Linked DNA regions of Homo sapiens: region 1 is linked to region 2. The links are chromatin loops, found by intact Hi-C in ENCODE. Cell type or tissue: endothelial cell of umbilical vein. All regions are shown on one strand. Each heading gives the region's core, and the rest is flanking DNA. Links, peaks and the distances in the headings are about the cores only.

Region 1 (10,539 bases), core at 2,752-6,751, 190 kb after region 2:
TTCTTGGAAGCAAAGAACATGAGATTACAGATAGAAAAGGCCCACAGAAAAACAGGCACAATGGACATATCATAAAATTTCAGAACTCTAAGAAGAAAAATAATTTCCTAAACTCTCAGAGAGAATAAAACTAATTACATGCAAAGGATTGGAAATATGATCCTTTATCTCTTTTAGAGAAAAATACTGAATATTTACAATAAAACAGAGTAATTCTGGATTTTGATTTAAAATAATTGAAAGTTGGCCATGTGTGGTGGCTCACACCTGTAATCCCAACACTTTGAGAGGCCGAGGTGGGCAGACTGCTTTAGCCCAGGAGTTTGAGACCAGCCTGGGCCACATGGCAAAACCCCATCTCTACAGAAAATTAGCCAGGCGTGGTGGTGCACACCTATAATCCCAACTACTCAGGAGTCTGAGGTGGGAGGATTCCTTGAGGCCAGGAGTTCAAAGCTGCAGTGAACCATGATCGCACCACTACACTCCAGCCTGAGTGACAGAGCCAGACCCTGCCTCAAAAAAGGAAGTAAATAAACAAATAAAATAAAATAATTAAAAGGTCAGAAGTGGGGGATGTGCTGTAGAGGCAATGCAACTGGCTATACATTGACAATTGTGGAGTGATGGGTACATGGGAATTCATTATATTATATATTCATCATATAATTCTCTTTGAACATATTTTAAATTTTCTATAATACAGAGTTCTTTTTATAAACAAAGAAGGAATGATAGGAATGATTTAGATTTCTTAGCAACACCGGAAGCAAGAAGACAATGAAGCAATGGCTTCAAACTCCTGAAAGAAAACTATTTCCAAAGTAGAATTCTATACCTAGACAAACTGTAAATCAAGTGCAAGGGAAGTGCCCAAACAGATGAATCGGCCTTAGCTGAATCAATGGCTGTCCATCCATTTCTCTTGGAAGTAAGACAGAGTATTTGGATACTGAAACAAGTAGGTTTGTATATTTGATAATGGAAATAGGAGGTATTTCTCTTTAATGTGCTTCTGATTGCTTTACTTTGAGGAACTCATATCTAATGGAAAACATGGATGTATAAACAGGTAATGTTTATGTGTACCAAAACAAAATATACTAAGTTCTCCAATAGAGCTATGTTTAGCAGCTTATGGGACTCCAGCTTTGTGCCTCAAGAAAGGATTTATGGAGCTAGTAATGCCCGAGATAAGCCTTAAAGAATGTATAGCAGTTACACAAGTAAAGAAGGAAGGAAAAAGTATTCAAGGTGGTGAAATCACAATTAATAAAGGCATAAAGGAATAAAACATCATGGTGTATGTAGAATACTAGCACAGAACCAAACACAAGGTTGGGCCCCGTGGTTCACGCCTGTAATCCCAGCACTTTGGGAGGCCAAGGCAGGAGGATCACTTGAGGCCAGGAGTTCGACAACAGCCTGAGCAACACAGCAAAACCTTGTCTCTACAAATATTTTTTTTAAAAAAACTAGCTGGGTGTGGTGGCATGTGCTGTGGTCCTAGCTCCTCAAGAGGCTGAGGCAGAGGATCGCTTGAGCCCCAGCAGTCAAGGCTGCAGTGAGCTGTGATCATGCCACTGCGCTACAGCCTGGGTGACAATAATGCTTATTGACATGGACCTGGCATATCTAGTGAGACTAGAGATCATAGATGAAATTGGAAAGTATTATGCAGCTATTGGTTATCTGAATGTTGGGTTTATTGTCATGAAACAGCAGAGTCAGGAAACAAGGTGTTGGCCAGGCGCGGTGGCTCACACCTGTAATCCCAACACTCTGGGAGGCCGAGACGGGCGAATCACTTGAGGTCAGGAGTTTGAGACCAGCCTGGCCAACATGGCAAAACTCCATCTCTACTAAAAATACAAAAATTAGCCAGGCATTGTGGCACACGCCTGTAATCCCAGCTACCCAGGAGGCTGAGGCAGGAGAATTGCTTGAACCCGGGAGACGGAGATTGCAATGAGCCAAGATCTCACCACTGCACTCCAGCCTGGGTGACAGAGTGAGACTCCAGAAAAAAAAAAAGAAAGAAGGAAGGAAGGAGAGAAAGAGAGAGAGAGAGAGGAAAGAAAGAAAGAAAGAAAGAAAGAAAGAAAGAAAGAAAGAAAGAAAGAAAGAAAGAAAGAGAAGGAAGAAAGAGAGAGAAGGAAGGAGGGAAAGAAGGAAGGAAGGAAAGAAGGAAGGAAGGAAGGAAAGAAAGAAAGAAGAAAGAAGGAAAGAAAGAAAGAAAGAAAGAAAGAAAGAAAGAAAGAAAGAAAGAAAGAAAGAGAAAGAAAGAAAGAAAGAAAAGAAAGCAAGAAAGCTAAAAACTGTATTCTGCAGTAGAAGTTAAGGATCTAGAAAGTTTAGGAAACAACCAAGATGGTAAGTTCCTTAAGATCTTAAATGTAAACTGGTAGAAGTCTCCTACCAGTGGACTTCTACACTCAGTCTTAGGAATAGTCTGGATGGCTCACAGTTCACAAATTTGTTTACTAAGGTTGAATTTAGCCCTGGCTTATATTTCATTTATTTAATTCAGCAATGTTTATCATCATTTATTCATTTGCCAGTTGATTCTACAAAAAATTTTAAGCACCTATTTATATAGACACTGTTGACATAAAACAGTCTTTGTGGTGTCTATAGTCCAATGAGAGAGGCAGATGCTAAAGAAATATAGGCACAATTAATACATAAAAGGCATTTTTATGTGGCACACAGTCCATACCATATGACCCAACCAGAAGGTTCAAGTATTTCAGTACAATTTAGGTCAACTTCAATATTAAAAATACTTCCTAAGTACAATAGTAATTTTTAGTGCATATTATAAACAAGGGCCAAGAAAAAAAAACCCTAATTTGATCTTTATATTTGTTAGTTCTTAATGAAAATACTAATTGCTCTTTACCCATTTCTGTGAAACTCTAAATTTTTATTTGTGATGAGTCCAGGTCTATTGGATAGACTTTCAGCATTAGTAAAATGACAGAACATATTACAGGGAAAGTATAAGAACATACAGATTCATTTTCTTTTAAGCTTGGAAACAGGATTCTTTGACTCAAATAGGGCTTCTGTTTGGTGAATTAATGGGTCACCATAACCAAATAATTGTAAGTCACAATTTAACTGAAAACCAGAGAGTAAAAATAGCAAAGACTAAACATATAACATCCTTCTTTCTTCATCTTTGCTTCTGAAAGGTGTGTCTTTCCTGAACTATGAATCACTGCCACAGACTTTGCAAATTTGTTCCATAAGAGGGAAGTACCAGAGCAGCAGTAATGTTCTCATCGCGGGCTTCGCTGCTTCGGAGGGAAGAGGGGCACAGCCTATATAGTTTGGATAACTCTCATTCCCCACAGGTCGCATAAAATGGAAACTGTTAAAACATAAATATTCTGCATTGTTTCACATTACCTTTACACAATAACTGTGACGACTATACTAATAGCAGGCATGATCTTATTGCTTCCTTTCCTTCTTAAACTTGAGTCTTGGGTATCATCATAATCAACATTCTAAAGCTTCCAACATCTCAATCCTAAAAAGTAAATGAAAGCATGGTCCATAAAATTTACAGCTTATGTTTAGTATTTTGGCAACTATTGCTACTCCATAGGCCTGAAAGTAAAATAAATAGGGCTTGAATTTTGAGTCGAAATCAAAATTAAGGTTTTCTTTTTCTTTTATGACTTGGCTTGCTACAGAATTCTGATTGCTACAGAAAAAATTCTGAAAAATATTTGGTAAAATTCTGATTGCTAAAAAATTTTTATGAAATTCCCAGATTAATAATTGTTATTTTAGCCAAAAGTTTTTCAACATTGTTAAAATATAGCATTGGCTAAAGTCTCTCTCTCTATGTGTATGTGTGTGTGTGTATGTATATATAGATGCACACAGACTTTATTTATAATTTTTGCATGCCCTAAAATTTCCGTTTATGTATTCTTTCTGATTGTTTTTCCAAAAAATTAACACCCACATTGACTTATTAGCTTCTCTCCTAAGATAATTTTCTCTCCATATATGAAACAAAGTTGAAAAAAAATAGCTTCTTTTACATCATATAGTAATAATTTCAGTATCACATATTTTCTTCTTTGTCTTCCCAATAACAATTGCTTGAACAATGATGATAATGAATTTGTGGGTGAAATTATTATTACTTTGTGCTTCTTTACCCTCTTTTGTGTAATTAAGGGTACAGTGTACTTCTTTACCTTCTTTTGTGTAATTCAGGGTACAGTGTACTGTTTTACCCTCCTTGTGTAATTCAGGTACAGCAGCACCACATAGTGGACATTTTGGTACTTCTCCGTGAAGAATCATTTCGCTTACCTTCAAAGCAATTGGTTTGCTTTAAGGAATGCAATTTGTGTGGATATTGCTGATGATTATCTCTCTTAATATTGCTCTGGTGAGCCAACATGTGAAGTTACAGATTTCACCTAATATAAGAACAATAATCAGCCTCACAGTCATTGTGAAAAGATAAAAGAGAAGTATTTTAAAATAAGTGTGAAGATACATATAAGTCTGTGCTTCAAATTTACTATGTAATACTAATTATTTCCTAATGTATACTTTGTAAGGGAAGCAAAGCCAATGCTTAGATTTTAGTAATAATAATTCTCAGAGTAAGCCATTCATCCTCATCCATATTCCTATATATCTATAGAAAGAGGCCTAATAGAGGTAATTGTTGCTGTTGTGATTAAATCAAGGCACAAAGAAAAAAATAATGTATGCTATCCCAGGAGTTGATATGTAAATCCAGTTAGCAAAGAGAAAAATTATGCTAATATTAACATTGTCATTTTTTTTGCCACAGTAAGTCTGGATTTGTCAGACATCAATTAAAATCAGGGTGTGAGCAAGGATTTTACACATTCATGGAGAAACATAAAGAGCTGCCATCTAAATGCAATAATACAGTATTTAACATTGTTCTAATAGTCACACCACTTTTTGTCCCAGAATAATTTATGCTCCCTGACTCAGCATACAACTCCCTGGCTAGATTGGAACAGAAACAAACTGACAACCCAGAGAGGAAGCATTGTGTAGAAGGGACAACTCACCCACAGCCCCATGCTTTAGGGGCTTCAGCCAGTTTGTTCATAGAATCAGACTCACTGGAAATATTCAGGACTTAGAATGGTGCAAGGCGAAAAGGAGCAAAGGGAGTCATTTGCAAAAGATAAAAAACACAGTCACTTCTACAGAGTTCAATCATGCAATCACTTGTTGAATTAACCAGACAACATTTCTCAGTTAACGTCTACATGAAAAGCACTGATCCAGGCACTATGGACTATAGAGCAGGGGTTGGCAAACCACAGCTAGTATGTGGCCTGTTTTTCTACAGCCTGTGAGCTGGGGATGAATTTACATTTTAAAAGATTGTTTAGAAAGGGGACAGACAGAGTAAAGAATATATGACAGAGATATTTTGCCAGCAAAACCTAAAATACTGACTATCTTGTCTTTTACAGAAAAAGTTTGCTGACCCCTGCCATCGAGACAGATTTAACACTCAATAAACTTAGAGTCTAGAAAGGACACTAAAACATAACAATAGAACAAACTCAATAACTTATAACTTTCAACCATTTACTGTGTGTTCAGAACTGGGTTAAGGCTGGTTGTGATGGGTGATACCTGTCATCTCAGCACTTTGGGAGGCCCAGGCCGGAGGATTGCTTGAGCCCAGGAGTTTGAGACTAGCCTGGGCAATAGAACAAGACCCCATTTCTACAAAAAATATCAAATAAAAATTAGCCATAAGAGGTGGCACATACCTGTAGTCTTAGACACTTGGGAGGCTGAGGCAGGAAAATCGCTTCAACCCAAGATTTTGATGCTACACTGGGCTATGAATGCACCACTGCACTCCAGCCTGGCTGACAGAGCTAGACCCTGCCTCTTAAAAAAATTAATTAATTAGTCTGGGCGCAGTGGCTCACGTCTGTAATCCCAGCACTTTGGGAGTCCACGGTGGGTGAATCACAAGGTCAGAAGATCAAGACCATCCTGGCCAACATGGTGAAACCCTGTCTCTACTGAAAATACAAAAATTAGCCAGGTGTGGTGGCGTGCGCCTGTAGTCCCAGCTACTCAGGAGGCTGAGGCAGGAGAATCGCTTGAACCCAGGAGGCAAAGGTTGCAGTGAGCCGAGATCGCACCACTGCGCTCCAGCCTGGGGTACAGAGCGAGACTCTATCTCAAAAAAAAAAATTAAAAATTAAAATAGAATTGGGGTAAGTGTACTATATTCATTATTTCATTTAATCTTCACCAAAGAAAGTATGAGGTAGTTATAATTATTATCAATTTAACAATGAATAACCCAAGACTTAAAAAGGCTAATAAATAAGATCATGTAAATGACCAAATCTGGGATTAAAATCTAGGCCATCTAGCCCACAGCACTTAACCACTCAGTTCAGGTACATAAATAAGAATGAAAAAAAGAGTAGAGAAATATAAAACTATAATATACTGCAGCAAAACAGAGGTGGCAGATAACACTTCCAGAGGGCTGTTCAGGGAAGATCCTTGGACATGGTAGTTTTTAAGTTGGGCCTTGGAAGATGCGAGTGATTCAGATGCCTGACATTGCAGGGAAGGGCAGTCAGCTTTGGAACTGCCTAGGGGCAGAAGCATGGTGGGTGTTGGGGAGCGGTGAGCTCCCCACTGAGCAGAAAGAGAATGTACAGGAAGATACTACTGGGAGATGAGTAGGAAACCTCGGTTAGAGCTAGACTGTGGATGGTGCTGAACAAAGGAAAAATGGGGAATTTAAATAAATGAAAGTGACTGGACATTTATGACTAAACAGTTGACACAATCAGCCCTGTACTCTGGGGAGATTAATCTTACAAGGGTGTTTTGGATGGATTAGAAGAAGAACTAGAGACAGGAAAATAAATGAGTAGGCTATTAACAATAATCCAGGTCTGAGATTGATGAAGACCTGAACTAGAGTAGAGACAGTGAAAACAGCATGCTAGAGAGGAAAATGTATTGTTAAGGTCTCCACCTACCAAAGCCACTCACTAAGTAATGCAAGAGGGAAAAGATAAGTGGTCTGGCAACGACAATCCCCCCACCCCGCTTCCTCAGACCCCTAATAAAGGCTAAATGTTGTCTTCTTTTGATAATTGTCACTAATTTTTCCCCAGCCTTGTGCCACCACACTACCATGCATAAACACATACACACGGGTACAATATACACGGACATCAGTTTTACTGACTGAAGATCCCAATATTGGTTATCTTGATAAAGTCAAATTTACTTTAATGGAATTTCACCTGAATAAAAATGTCCATGTTTTGAGGTTGAGTGGGGAGGTAGGGGAAACAATGCCACACAGTATGATTTACCGTGTTTACAATCCACAGGAATTGCCCTCTACATGGGTTGTGACATCTATACCCAAATCGACAACTCACACTTCAGACATATAGGCCTTGGTTTAATGAATCTGTCACTTTAAAACATGGACTCTAGGCCAGGCATGGTGGCTCACGCTTGTCATCCCAGCACTTTGGGAGACTGAGGCAGGAGGATCACTTGAGGTGAGGAGTTCAAGACCAGCCTAGGCAACATAGTGAGACCCCATCTCCATAAAATTTTTTTAAAAATTAGCTGGGTGTGGTGATGTCAACTGTAGTCCTAGCTACTCAGGGAGCTAGGACAGAAGCATCGCTTTACCCCAGGAGGTCAAGGCTGCAGTGAGCTATGATGGTGCCACTGCACTCCAACCTGGGTGACAGAGCGAGACACTATTTCAATTTTTGTAAAATTAAAAAATTAAAATTAAAATTGAGTGTCTATTCAGCAGGGGAAAGAAGAGAAGGTTCAATCTCTGCCCTTGAGAAGCTAAGAGTTTAATAGGCAAATGGAATATATATGCCAAATAAATACAGGACATTTTAATAAAGCAACATGTTAATGCCATCAAATTGTATTCCTTTGGAGGACTTAAGGCATGTATTCTTTTTCTGAATAGCTGAATAATCTGAACAGGTGAGTTTACCCATTGTTTCATTCCCCATTTACATGTCCAACCTCTTTATTTCAACCTCCCTGAATAAACTTTTTAAAAGGCTACTCACTACCATCACTCCTTAAACAGTATTTGGGCCTTGCTGGGACAGATTGGTGGTGAGTCCATAACAAAGGGCAGGAAGTGACTCGGTAAATCCTTTTTTTTTTTTTCTGGGACGGAGTCTCACTCTGTTGCTCAGGCTGGAGTGCAGTGGCGCGATCTCAGCTCGCTGCAAACTCCGCATCCTGGGTTCAAGCAATTCTCCTCCCTCAGGCTCCCGAGTAGCTAGGATTACAGGCGGCACGCCCAGCTAATTTTTGTATTTTTAGTAGAGACGGGGTTTCACATGTTGGCCAGGCTGGTCTTGAACTCCTGACCTTATGATCCGCCCGCCTTGGCCTCCCAAAGTGCTGGGATTATAGGCGTGAGCCACCTCACCTGGCTGTGACTTGGTAAATTCTAGGGACTGACCAAAGCCAAGCATAGAATGGCTTTGTTATCCCAAAATTGTGATTACTTCAAGCCACGGTGGAGAGATGAAAATGTAGATGAGAGGAAAAGCAAATTCAAAAGCCAAACATGGCTATATTAAGCATTGAGGTGAAAGAGTAGGGTGAGGACCCAAACCACTGGCAACAACACTGGAAGCCAAGAGAGTGAGAGAACGGAATGCAGGGCAGTGGAGCTGGTGAGTCAGGCATCTGAGACAGAAGGTCCTTGTTCTGTAAATGTGCAGTGAAGTCTTGCCTGGCCTACGTGGAGAGAGGAGCCCCTTAAAGGTGACACCAAACTGGACAGCCACAGTCTACTGATCATTAATGTGTTCTGGATTGGGAGATGTTACAGGACAGTGGGACTAACAAATCTAAGTGCATGCATGCTGAAATGATGACAAATAGCAAAAGTGTCAATATAATCAAACAAAATAAATCAGGTATATTCTCGTAGGGGTGACTTTGCACTCGGATTTCAAAGCTCATATTCTAGGCCTTCTTTGCTATTGTTGACTCACCTGGTCAAATTGTCAACAGCATGCTATGGGCTCCTTTCTGCACCAATGTGCCTTTGAATCCCAAGTACCACTGCCCTCAATGTTTGAATCATCTTTGAGCCTACAGGTTAGGATTCTTGGTAGTAAAGGAAGAAGGCAGATTTTTTGAGGAGCTATTCTGGGAGCCTTCTTGTTATCCACTGGACACTGCTTATTTCACTTGTGGACTTACAATGTAGCAGCTGTGTTTCGATTTCTCCTGTAAGGCTTGCTGCAGAGGAATATCATCAATTAAAATGGACAAAAGGAGAGCACAAATTACTTTACCAGTTACCCCTAAGCTGACAGTCTGTAGATTACAACCAAATCTTAAAGTGTTTTCCCGGTCAATTGTACTATTCCATAGCTCTTAAGTGTCTATTTGAAGACCTAAAGCAGGTGATGTTTTCGGCCCAGATCCAGAGTTTAAAATTTGTGTAATATAATGTAAGTCTACCTACAGTTTTATGAGAATTTCTGTTAAGCTTTTGGGAGTTTGGTCTGTATGCTGTCATTCTTCATTTTCAAAGAATACATTTTTTAAATGATGGTGTTTCCTATATATACTTCCCATCATCGGCAACATCTAACCTGAGTTATTTATAAGCTGCTCTCAACTTTCAGAACTTTTCTGCCTCACATGTATGTTCCAGCATACCAAACTTGATTCTTTCCCCCCTCTCTCTCTCACTATGGATGGAGAAAGCTTTAAGAGGCCCTTGGTGTGTTTGTGTGGTAGGAGAGAGCTTGTGGGGAGAAGGATGGATTGGGGAGTGGAGACATGGAAACAGTTCTGGAAAAGTGGCTTTGCACAGAGCTGCTCCATCCACGTGATACTTTAGCAGTCCAAGCTGCAGAAAGGGAAGGCTGGCCACATGCCAGCTGCTCACTGGGAAAGAGTGATGGCTCCTGTAGACTGGCAGCAGGAGTTTGTTCTGCCTCTTCAAAATGCTGTCAGGAGACTTCTTTGCCAATGAATGAATCCTCAGGCCACTAAAGGGGGTAAGGGGATTCACACATACGCCTCCAGGTGAGAAGCATGGAAAAAAGGTTTCCTCTCCCCTGTACCTAGGAGATCTGGTCATAGTTCTGATTTTACTAACAGCTAGCTGTGTGGGCTAAGGTAAAATTATTTGACATCTATAAGTTCCAGTTATTTTGTTGTGAATAAAGAGGGGATCTGAGTAAAGAATGTCTCTGACTCTAAAATGCCATGGGCCTGTAATCTATCAGTGTGAGTGGTAACCTCAATAAAAGTGAAAGTCTGGTGTGGCAGCTCTTCTAGAGCTTCTTTTGTCTAGTCATGTCTATAATCAGGCCAAGTCCTGTAGTTTGTGGGATTGACACAAGATTCAAAATAACTGTGTGTCATCAGAAACAAAAGTTTGGAAAAGACATTTCCCCAAACTAAATTAAATATCACTGCTCAAAAATAATAAAATGCTATAGAAAG
Region 2 (10,539 bases), core at 2,953-6,952:
TTCACTTCTGTTCCAAAAGAGATAATGGTCTAAGTTCAAAATAGTCGCTCTCTCTTTTAAGTTTCTGCCCACCTTACAAAACACTGCAGAATGCAGTCTACCTGTAAGATACCTTCCAAGATACTGGCAGGCAAGATGAGCCAGCATATTCCAACAGACAAAATTGCAATGTGATCTTATTTTGCTTCCCACCGTTTTTAACATTTACACAGTGGGTGAAGTTCTTCCCCTTCCATGGCTGAAAAATCATACAATCGTGACCTTTTTGATAACTCTTATGTAATAAAATGCCTATATTTTCTTTAGGTTGCAAAATACAGTCTCAATCTGACCCCTAGAAAGTGAGTCTCCTGCGATAATTAAGTGATGCCAACATCACTCCATGTTCCAGCTGTTTCCCCTGTTCCTGGATAAAGCCTCCCACCTGGGAATAGATAAAGCAAATGTGGTATATATACAGCATGGAATCCTACACAGCCATAAAAAAGAATAAAATTATTCCCTTTGCAGCAACACGGATGGTGCTGGAGGCCATTATCCTAAGCGAGTTAACACAGGAACAGAAAACCAAATACCGCATGTTCTCAATTATAAGTGGGAGCTAAACACTGAGCACACATGGGCACAAAGAAGGGAACCACAGACACCGGGGCCTACTTGAGAGTGAACGGAGAGGAGGGTGGATGAGAACTGAAAAACTACCTATCGGGTACTATGCTCATTATCTAGGTGACAAAATTATCTGTACACCAAATCCCCTGTGACACACCATCTACCAAGGTAACAAACCTGCATTGCATATGAACCTAAAATAAAAGTTGAAAAGAAAAAAGAAAATATTTTTAAATACATATATATATATTGTGTGTGTGTATGTATATATATGAAACAATATATATGTATATATATGAAACTATATATATATGAAACTATATATATATATATATATATATATATATATATATATATGAAACAATTAAAAATACAAAAAGTATTTTTTAAAGCCTCCCAGTTAGGAAGGGCAAGAGAGACACTTTTCCTTTCTGATCATCTCCTATCCTGTTTGCTAGCTGTTCACTCTGAGCCTTCCTTAATGTTCCTTAATGTTCCTTAATGTTCATTCTGAGCATTAAGAGATGGGGAGTGATAGGGAGAAGAGGTATGGGGAGCAAGACGTTCTTACTTAAATTACCTGGCATTGTCATCAGTGGGCATCCCATTCTATGAACCTGGAAGATATTCAGAAAAAAAACTTAAAAAATAAAAAAAAATTAAAGATGTTAAGAGAAAGAAAAGCTCTTTCATTAGCAGGATGCCTATGAAAGATTTTAGAGACATTCCGTTGCTGGAGATTCTTTGACCCTGCCAAATACGTTTCTAATCTGGTTGTTTGTTTAACTGTTTAACCTCTTTCCAAACCCTAAGGAACCCAAAGATCCAACTGGAGCTTCCACCTGCTATGGTCTGTTCAGAATTCCAGGCAACCATGTTGACCAATGTGTAATATTATTTCACAATGCCTCGACCTGAAGAATGCTATAGCAGGAGAAAGAATGTGGGCTTTCACAGTCATAAGACCTGTATTTTGAATTCCAGGCCCTTTATTTCCTGATTGCCCTTGGAGTAACTAACTCTGAGTCTCAGTTTCCTCATCTATAAAACAATATGTTATTTTAATATTTTAAATAATTCTCTAGTCATGACTCATAGAAGGGCATTAAGAATTGGAAGACCAATTACACAGAACACAGAGGAATGATGATCTGGTTATCCATTGCTCATAGCAAACCACCTATAAACTTAGTGATTTAAAGGAATAATTTATTATTATCCTATGGTTGTGTGGCCTCATCTGGGTAGTTCTCTGATATGGTTACAGATGATGGCTAAGATTTCAGTCATTTGAAGCCTTACCTGGGCTGGACATCTAAGATGGCTTATGCACCTGGCCAGCAGCTAATGCTAGCTATCAGCTAAGTGTTCAGCTGACCTGACAACCAAACCACCTACACATAGACTCTCTATGTGGCTTGGCATTATTATGATATAGAGGCTGAGTTCCAAAAGGGAGCCCTCCAAGAGCAAGCATTCTAAAAGTCCTATTGGGAGGCTGAATGCCTTTATAGAAGTTAGTGCATGACATCACTTCTGCCACACTTTATTGGTTAAGAAATCAAGGCAAGTCCAGATTAAAGGAGAGGGAAATTAAACTCCATTTCATGATATGAAGACAGTATGCCCATGTCAGAAGGGAATCAACTGTTATATAGACTATCTACCACAAATGACTGTGGAGGAAAGTGGAAAGCCAAGGAAGGGGGAAAAGTAGTACCCATGAGTTCCCTAAAATGAGATGTATATGAGGATAAAATTACAAGTTCTGAAATTTTTTATCTTTTGCTTTTAAAATTTCTAATTGTTGTACAGAGTAAATACAATAGCAGTACTCTGGTACATGTATGGTACATGCTCAAAAAATTTCAGTAACAGGAATGAAGGCAAGGAATTATCTGTCTTCTGCGGCAGAAGACAGTAAGAGAGTATAAGAATTAGTGACATAGGTCCCTACTTGTTCTTCACCACATATATAGGAGAAATATTTGCTTTTCATAAGTAATAATAGAGATGTATAACCTAAAATATTTGGAGACCACTGACAGGGTGTCCTGTTTCTGTCCAGACATGGGGATGACTTCAAGTGTACCACAAGGGATTCATGCATCAGTATGTGCTTAAAAACAGAAAAAGACTAAAAAAGCTAGAATGAATTTCTAGAATACTAATTATTAAATCATGGTATCTATTGACTTGCTTCTATTGTTTTGGAATATGACTAGCAGAATCTAATCTAAGATGACAGAAGTGCCTGAGTATCTATATTTTTACTGAGATAATACTAATCATAAGAAACATATGTGGTAGATTACAGACAGCTGCAAAGTATGCAACACTCCTCCCATTAAAAGATGAGATCCATGTTACCTCTCCTTAAATCTTAGTGGGCTCTGCGACTATTAATTGACCAACAGGATATGGCACAAGAGATGCTGAACCAGTGTCTGGGCCTTAGGATGCTGGCAGCTTTCACTTTCTGTCTTTTCGTGATACTTGTTCTTGGAAACCAGCTGCACGCTGTTGAGGGAGCCCAAACATCCCAATGGGGAGGACCATGTGGGGAGGAACTGAGAAGCCTGGTCAACAGCCCATTTAATCTCCCAGTTAACAGCACCAACTTACCAGCCATGTAAGTGAGTCATCTTAGAAATGGATCCTGCAGCCCCAGTTGAGCTATCCCAGTTGATGCCACATGAAACGAAGTCAAATCCTATCCAAATTGCAGGTTTGTAAACAAATTAATGATTACTGTTATTAGAAATCATCAAGTTTTAGGGTGGCTTATTATACAATGCAATGTCCTAACCTTAGCTGTCCAAATTGTAAGTTTAATATTGCCTTTCTCCAGTAAAGTAAATAATGAGCTTCACCTAACATGAGAATCTACCATCATATTTTATGGTGAGTAATTCAACAGATCTAAGCTATGATGTGACATGCTATCACGTAGATAGTAAAAATAGTGCCCCTGACATGATCACCTTCATCTCTGAATGTGACCCTACTGTCACACATCAGAAGGTTGAGTCCCCCATAGTCATCATAGATTAGCCTCAACCCACCCTCAGCCGTTTGCCTGATTTCTCCCTGTAACCAATGACATCTATTGGTAAGATTAATGATCTGGGCTTTAAAGACAGTATGATACGTGATTATGAAAGGGAATAAAACTTCAGACTCATAGGGCCTAATCTGTGTCCTCAGCCTCATAAATGGTCCATTTTGACCAATTTAACCTCAAACAAATTAAAAAAAAGTAACAGAAAAACATATTGAAAACTTCATAAAATCAATTAGGTTGTTTCATACAATAGCATTAAAATGAGGCTCCACTGTAGTGAACCAAAAACATCTAGAGGCCATATAGACAGTGTTATACCTTAACTTTATAATTACTATTTTATATACATGGTCTATGGGAAACTGGGAGTAGTCACCAAGTCAATCTACATTGTTTATGTACAGTAACACTAAGAAACACTAGTAACACTAGTAACCAGTAACACTGAGAAAAGTCCTAGATTACCAACTTTGTTAGAAACACTAATAGTCGCTTTAAAATTATTTAAATATACATTTTTTTATTTTCCTGCAACAGTACTATGAACATCCCCATTTGGAGATATATAAATATATATACATATATATAATCTAAAACAAGTTACGTGTTGGACAGGGGCCAAGTGGAGAAAAAAGTATCAATGCAAGATGAAACATACAACAAAAGGGAAGTCAGGAACCATCTACCCTGTGCTTCCAGAAAGCAGAAGAGATCAGAACTGGTGATGTTAGTCTGAGTCAAAGATGCCAAAAAGATGCCAAAAGGACCTGAGGAAGTGCTCTGTGAAAGCCATGGTTACCCTTTGATCTCACCATGGCTGGCATAGCGCTAACGAGACAGAGCTTGACAGGTTTCATTCTGGTTTAGTCTGGTGCTCAGACTAGCAGCAGATTCATTTCATAATTTTTAACATGACATAGAAGAAAGCCTAAACGTACAATCTTCCTGTGTGTCTGGAGATTTTTCCCTTAGCTTGATGCATTGCCTTTTGATGAACATTTATCTCAGCAAATCTTATTTCTGTACACTAAGGAATTTTCTAGTTCTAGAAGAGCTTTTAAATCCTTTGGCAGAGATTCACTCATCCTAGTAAAACAATAGCTGGCAGATACACACAGTCTACAGGAAATCAGGGTAACAAGTTAGGTCATTTTTTAGGTGAGCTACTTAGCAAACTTTGATTTGTCCTTCACAAAATGAAGATTTGTTTTCTTAAATGAAAGTACACAATTTCTTTTTATTCTCTATTCTAAAAGTCAATAAACAAATCATCAAATAAAATCTGGTTTATACCAGCTTTCATGACTCACATCTGGGCTATGTAGCTCACAACAATATTTTCCACCATAATATTTCTGTAAAAATAATCCTAGAACATATTAAATCCAAAGAAAACAATATAGTTTATTTGGAGGTCAGTCATCAACACTTACACTAAAACTTTTCTCACCTCCCTATAATTTTGATAACTGACCTTTAGTCAGTAAGATATAAGTATGTAGAATATGTCTTTAAAACAACTAATTAGACTATATTCTGTTATTTTGCCTTGAGATCAGGAGGAAAGATGTAAGTAAAGTCAAATCTGAATTAACTCCTCCCCATATACCAATCAGCTGCTAGTTCTTTGTTACCTAAGAATGCCTTCCACATTGTATCAGGATTTCAGAGAAAGTCCCATGAGGGCAGAGGCCACCTTTTCTTGCTCACCATTGCATCCTCTGACCTAACACAGCTCCCGTCACCCAGTAAGCACTTAGCACATATTGGGAGGATGAATACAGCATGAGACCCTCCTCAAAGCGATCTTTTCTACATTCTAAAATCAAATCTATATTAGCACCCCTCCTCTGACTTAATAAATTATTTATAGAAAGACCTTTTTAATACGTTACATGTGTGAGTCAGCACATTGGGTTCAGATAGGTATGTGTAGCAGGGCAGCTAGCTTGCACTGACCATCCAGTCTGAAATGTACCTCTCACCCACATGCCATCCCCCTCTGCCCCCATATCTCTTGATCCTCTTTCCTTGTTTTATTGATCTTTGTAAAAATTATTCTCAAAGATGTTCTATATGTTAAATGTCACTTGTCTATTGACTTAGAATATAAGTGCATGAGATCAGGAACTTTGTGTCACTCTATCCGGTGTTCCTACTGCCTAGGAAAATGTCGGGCACACAGCAGATGTTCATTTTATGTAATGGATGGATAGGAAGGAAGGAAGGAAAAAAAGGAAGGAAGGAAGGAAGGAAGGAAGGACGGAAGGAAGGAAAGACGGAAGGAAGGAAGGGGGGGCAGTTAAAGAAGAAACTCAGTGGGCTGCCATGGTAAAAATGCTTATGGGTTGAATTGTGTTTCTTCAAAGAGATATGCTCAAGTTCTAACCCACAATACCTGTGTATATGACCTTATTTGGAAATGGTCTTTGTAGATATAATCAAATTAATATGATGTCATCCTGGATTAGAGTAGGTCCTAATCCAGTATGGCTGTCATCCTTATAAAAAGAAAAGAGACTCAGACACACACAAAAGGAGGACAGCCATGTGAAGACAGGCAGAGATTGGAGCTCTTCTGCCACAAGCCAAGAAATGCCCGGTACTATCATAAACTGTAAGAGGCAAGGAAGGGCCCTCCTCTAGAGGCTTCAGAGGGAGCATGGCCCTGCCAACATCTTGATTTCTGAGTCTCAAGAATTGAGAGAGAATAAATTTCTATTGTTTTAAGCCACAGTTTATGTATGATACTTTATTACAACAGCCCTAGAAAATTAATACAACTGGGCACAATAAAAGCAGGGTATATTAAGGGAAGGGTCTCAAAAACCACAGTGGAAGATTGTAGAAAGACAAACTTTGCTTAACTAAAACATTTCCTGTAATATTCAACCAAAGCTGGTTGTAGAACAATGAATAAATGAAAGATGCAATAGGAATTTTAAAAAGGAAATTCTTAGAGCAACAGGTTACATTACTCTTTTTAAAAACCTAATTATTTTTCTTAGTTTAGTACTTAATCTCTCTTTTCTTAATTTTTAATGCAAGTTTGCCTAACAAATACTATCTTTGGGATGCCTAACAACTTAAGAAATAGACAAATCTGACACTAAAGTTCAATCTCTTACCAATGAGCTAATATTTTATCTCAGATGCCAAAATGCAACTTTTCAGATGGCAGATATGCAATTTGTTACTTTTATAATTCTATTAATTTTACTGGGGGTATTTTATATTTAATTTATAGTTAATATTTAATTTTTGTTTTGACCATATTTTAAAGCAAATCCTGTTTATTCCTTTGGCCATCTAACCATTAATATATTTGAAATACAAAACAGACAATAATCATAATAATCTAACAGCTATTATTTTTAAACACTATGTGTTAGACATATTTATAAACTCTTTTATAGATAAGTCTTTTAAGTCTAAATAACTGTAAGAGAAATACGATTAATAACCTATTAATAATTTAGCAGGTGGAAACACTGAAGCTTTGAAATGTATAATGCAATGTGTCTCTAGTATTTCACCTTGGTTACAGGTAGGCGCTGACAAGCCAGATATCTAGTTAAAATCATTTCTCAGTAAGTGTGAGGGATTGGTTCCACAACCTCCCGAGGATACCATAATCCACGGAGTCCTTTGTGGATCACGTTTGAGTCCCTTATATTAAATGGTGTAGTATTTTGCATATAAACTACACACATTAGGTATTACTTATAATACCTAATACAATGCAAATGCTATGTAAGTAGTTGTTATACTGTTGAGTTTAGTCAATAACAACAGGAAAAAGTTTGTACATGTTCAGTATAGACACAACCATTCTTTTCTCCTCCCTGAGTATTTTCAGATCACAGTTGGTCGAAACCAAGGATACTAAACCCACAGAAATGGAGGCTGACTGTATATACAAGTCATATGTAATCTGTCTGTATTCCCATAGCTAGTAAGTAGTGGAGCCAGGTTTGTGCTGTGGCGATCTGGCTCCAGAGCCTACACCTTTATGCACTATTCTATATTCATGTCTTTTTAATGGAGATATGTGTTTTTCCTGAAGTTGGCTCACTTATAGACATTACTGACAGTACTATAAGTCATATAGTAAAATCATTTCTCAGTTGCCAGTAATGGCGAAAATGAACACTCACCTTTCAGATGAATCCTGTAATATGGTTTGTTATGTTTGACAAGATACAATTTGGAAGCTTCACAATACTTTGTACATTAGGAGACATGACTTATTAATGTACCATTAATGGAAAGTGTTACTAAATACTAAAATTCTGCAGAATCAATTGCTGGTTTTTTGGGGTTTTTTTTTTTTTTTTTTTTTTTTTGCTTTTGAACTACACTTACTCTCCATGGCAGCTTAAAAAGAGAAGCCCCATGAAAGTTTTAAACTCTATCCAAACCCAGGACAATCCAGCCTCTGTTTAGATGTGCCTCCACCCATCTCAGATTTTGATATAATTTGTCACTCTGCCATGTCCTTGTTCAAATACTACAGTATGTACTCTCTCAGCTTTTATGCCAGAAACCACGAGTCTCCTAACTTTAGGAATATGTTGGGTAAATATTCTTACCCAATGAACTGCTTTTGAACACTTAATGGTTTGCATCTAATATTATATATCACTAATTTTTATCCTCTTCACTTCAAAAAACATAAAATTCACCCTTTGAACACATCACATGTCCCTGAATATGTAAGCCCTGTAACCAAATCTTCAGCTGCCATTCTCATGGGAGTTTTTTATCTAATGAGATTATACTGAACTCAAATCTAAAATAGATTTGCATTTAGAATTAAAGTGATAATTCTTTCTCCTTTATAAAATTTGCGCCAAAATAGGTTCATAGTTAGAATACCTCCACAAGGCTCTTGATGGCTCACAAAACTTCTGTTTTCTGGACTTGAAATGTGTAATGAGAGGTTTCAGTGATGTCAAACTAGTTATAGGGAGAATCTGATCAGCCACCTTTAAATTTCTAGGAGTCAGAGCAAACCCATTTAAATTTATATTAATGAGTTAGTACAAACTTTCCCTGGGAAGGTTGTCTATGATCCTCACTTGGAATTCTGCAAGCATAAAAGCAAGTAAGTCAGTCTGGAAGGCTTGATTTATTAAACTACCAAATCACAATAAAATAAAACTAGAAGGAACTGTGCAGATGATCTATAAACTCATTATTTTACAGGTGATAAAACTGAGGCTGTGGAAGACACTGACTTTACACATGACCAGGTTTCTAGTCCAGTGTACTCTCCACTGATTCAGACTGTTTCTTGCTTCTCAGCACCTGTTATTCTGAGGCAGTTTCTACCAACAGTCACACAGAGAATGAGTTTTTTTTTTAAGGTACAAAGAAAGACTGAGAACAAATAATTCTTTTAATTATCAGTTTTTACTCTTAGTCTGTACCCTATGTTCCTTGCTTCTTCCTCTGGTTCTCACCCTCCTCAATCCCACCCTGCCTGCCACACTCCCAATCTCTGTGTCACCCCCCACAAAAGAAACATAAAGCTGGGCATGAGTTCTGTTACTTTTGTTTTAACCTCTCCTATAGCCACGCCCTTATTTTCAATAATTCCTGTCTATTATTTTCCATAAACTTAACAGGAAATTATACATCCTAGCACAAGCAGCCTCCTATGACTTTGTTGACTAATGCCTGAAGGAAAAAGCTATTACTTTCTGGTGGCCAAGTTATAGCTATAATTTTAGTTTATTCTTGAGATCACCTTCTATATGACAATATAAAATTACAAAGTGCCAATTTAACTTCTGAAAAATCAACTTCTTTTGTTATCCTACTAAACAGAAATCCATGTTAAAATAAAAATAGTTGTACATTTTTATCTCTATGCTATTATAATTTTCTGAAAAATAAGTCATTTTTATTTGTATCTGTGCTTAATGAGATGGAAAACCTATATGTATTACTTGTTTTGTAATTAGAAAGTAGGCTAGAAGATACCATCTGTCATTTATAGTCTTACTTCTAATCTAATAGAGGCAATAAACCCATATCAGAGCCACCAACTGCTTTGAGTTCTCAATCAATTGAGTCTTTGTATATTCTATAAGGGAAAAATTCATCCAAAAAACACACTATGAGAAAATCTCTGTTTTCTGGAAGACATTTAGTATGATGTCAGCCATCTGAACTGTGGTTCTTTTATTGGTTCGTTACATTTTATTTTAAAGATTAACTGATTTTGCTCTTCAGTGAACGCATATTTCTGAACCTGAAGATTTCTTGAGATTACGCAGACATCCATTTCGCTTCAGGTACTTGTGGTTTATCTCAACTGATAAGATATTCAGAAATAACTCTACATGGCAGAATTTTATGAACAAAAGCAATTCAAACTAGACACAAAGACTATCCAAAAGGTTTTACACCAGACACACTGTGGTTCCCCCATGGAATGCAGGGAATTTTAATAACATTATTTAATGAAGATCTGAAGACCGGACTAATTCTATCATGTATCAACTATGGTAATGATATGTTTAATATTGTATACATAGCAGTATTTTAACAGTAGAATTATTTGATAAGCATATAGAAATGTATTTTGCTATTAAAATCAAATCAAACCTGATGAGGATAATGTTACTAAGATTATAATAATAGGAAAAGGTTCAAAAGTACTTTATTGAAATCCAAATTCTGGAAACTAAATTCAAATTCCTTTAGAGCACATGGAAACAATTTTCTTTCTTTTTAGTACTCAAACATACTATGATTTATTCCCTATAATACTGTTATTTCACTGTTTTCAACATCACATTGCTTATGAGGTTTCTGCATTTATAATTCCTCTGAAAAGAATATAAGTAGACAAC

Evidence for each region. Hi-C counts contacts between places; a loop is a spot of excess contacts. Peaks named below come from ENCODE experiments on the same cell type or tissue, not always from the same donor. Only the 100,000 strongest peaks of a DNase experiment are listed, where the experiment ranks them.
Region 1: it touches region 2 in a loop (2.4-fold over the local background); 1 of 110 quality-filtered maps calls a loop at or near these places.

Annotation. Positions count from the first base shown.
Region 1 is chr4:109,402,236-109,412,774 of GRCh38, forward strand. No RefSeq gene overlaps it. Among named protein-coding and RNA genes, the nearest start is that of SEC24B, 26 kb to the right of the region's middle. In endothelial cell of umbilical vein, for the core only: a CTCF peak has its summit at 4,301; a DNase peak (open chromatin) is centred at 4,286.
Region 2 is chr4:109,210,361-109,220,899 of GRCh38, forward strand. All of the region lies in intron 3 of COL25A1 (collagen type XXV alpha 1 chain), which reads right to left. Among named protein-coding and RNA genes, the nearest start is that of COL25A1, 87 kb to the right of the region's middle. In endothelial cell of umbilical vein, for the core only: no CTCF peak of the experiment used is centred there; DNase peaks (open chromatin) are centred at 4,891 and 5,321; H3K27ac peaks cover 1,775 bases.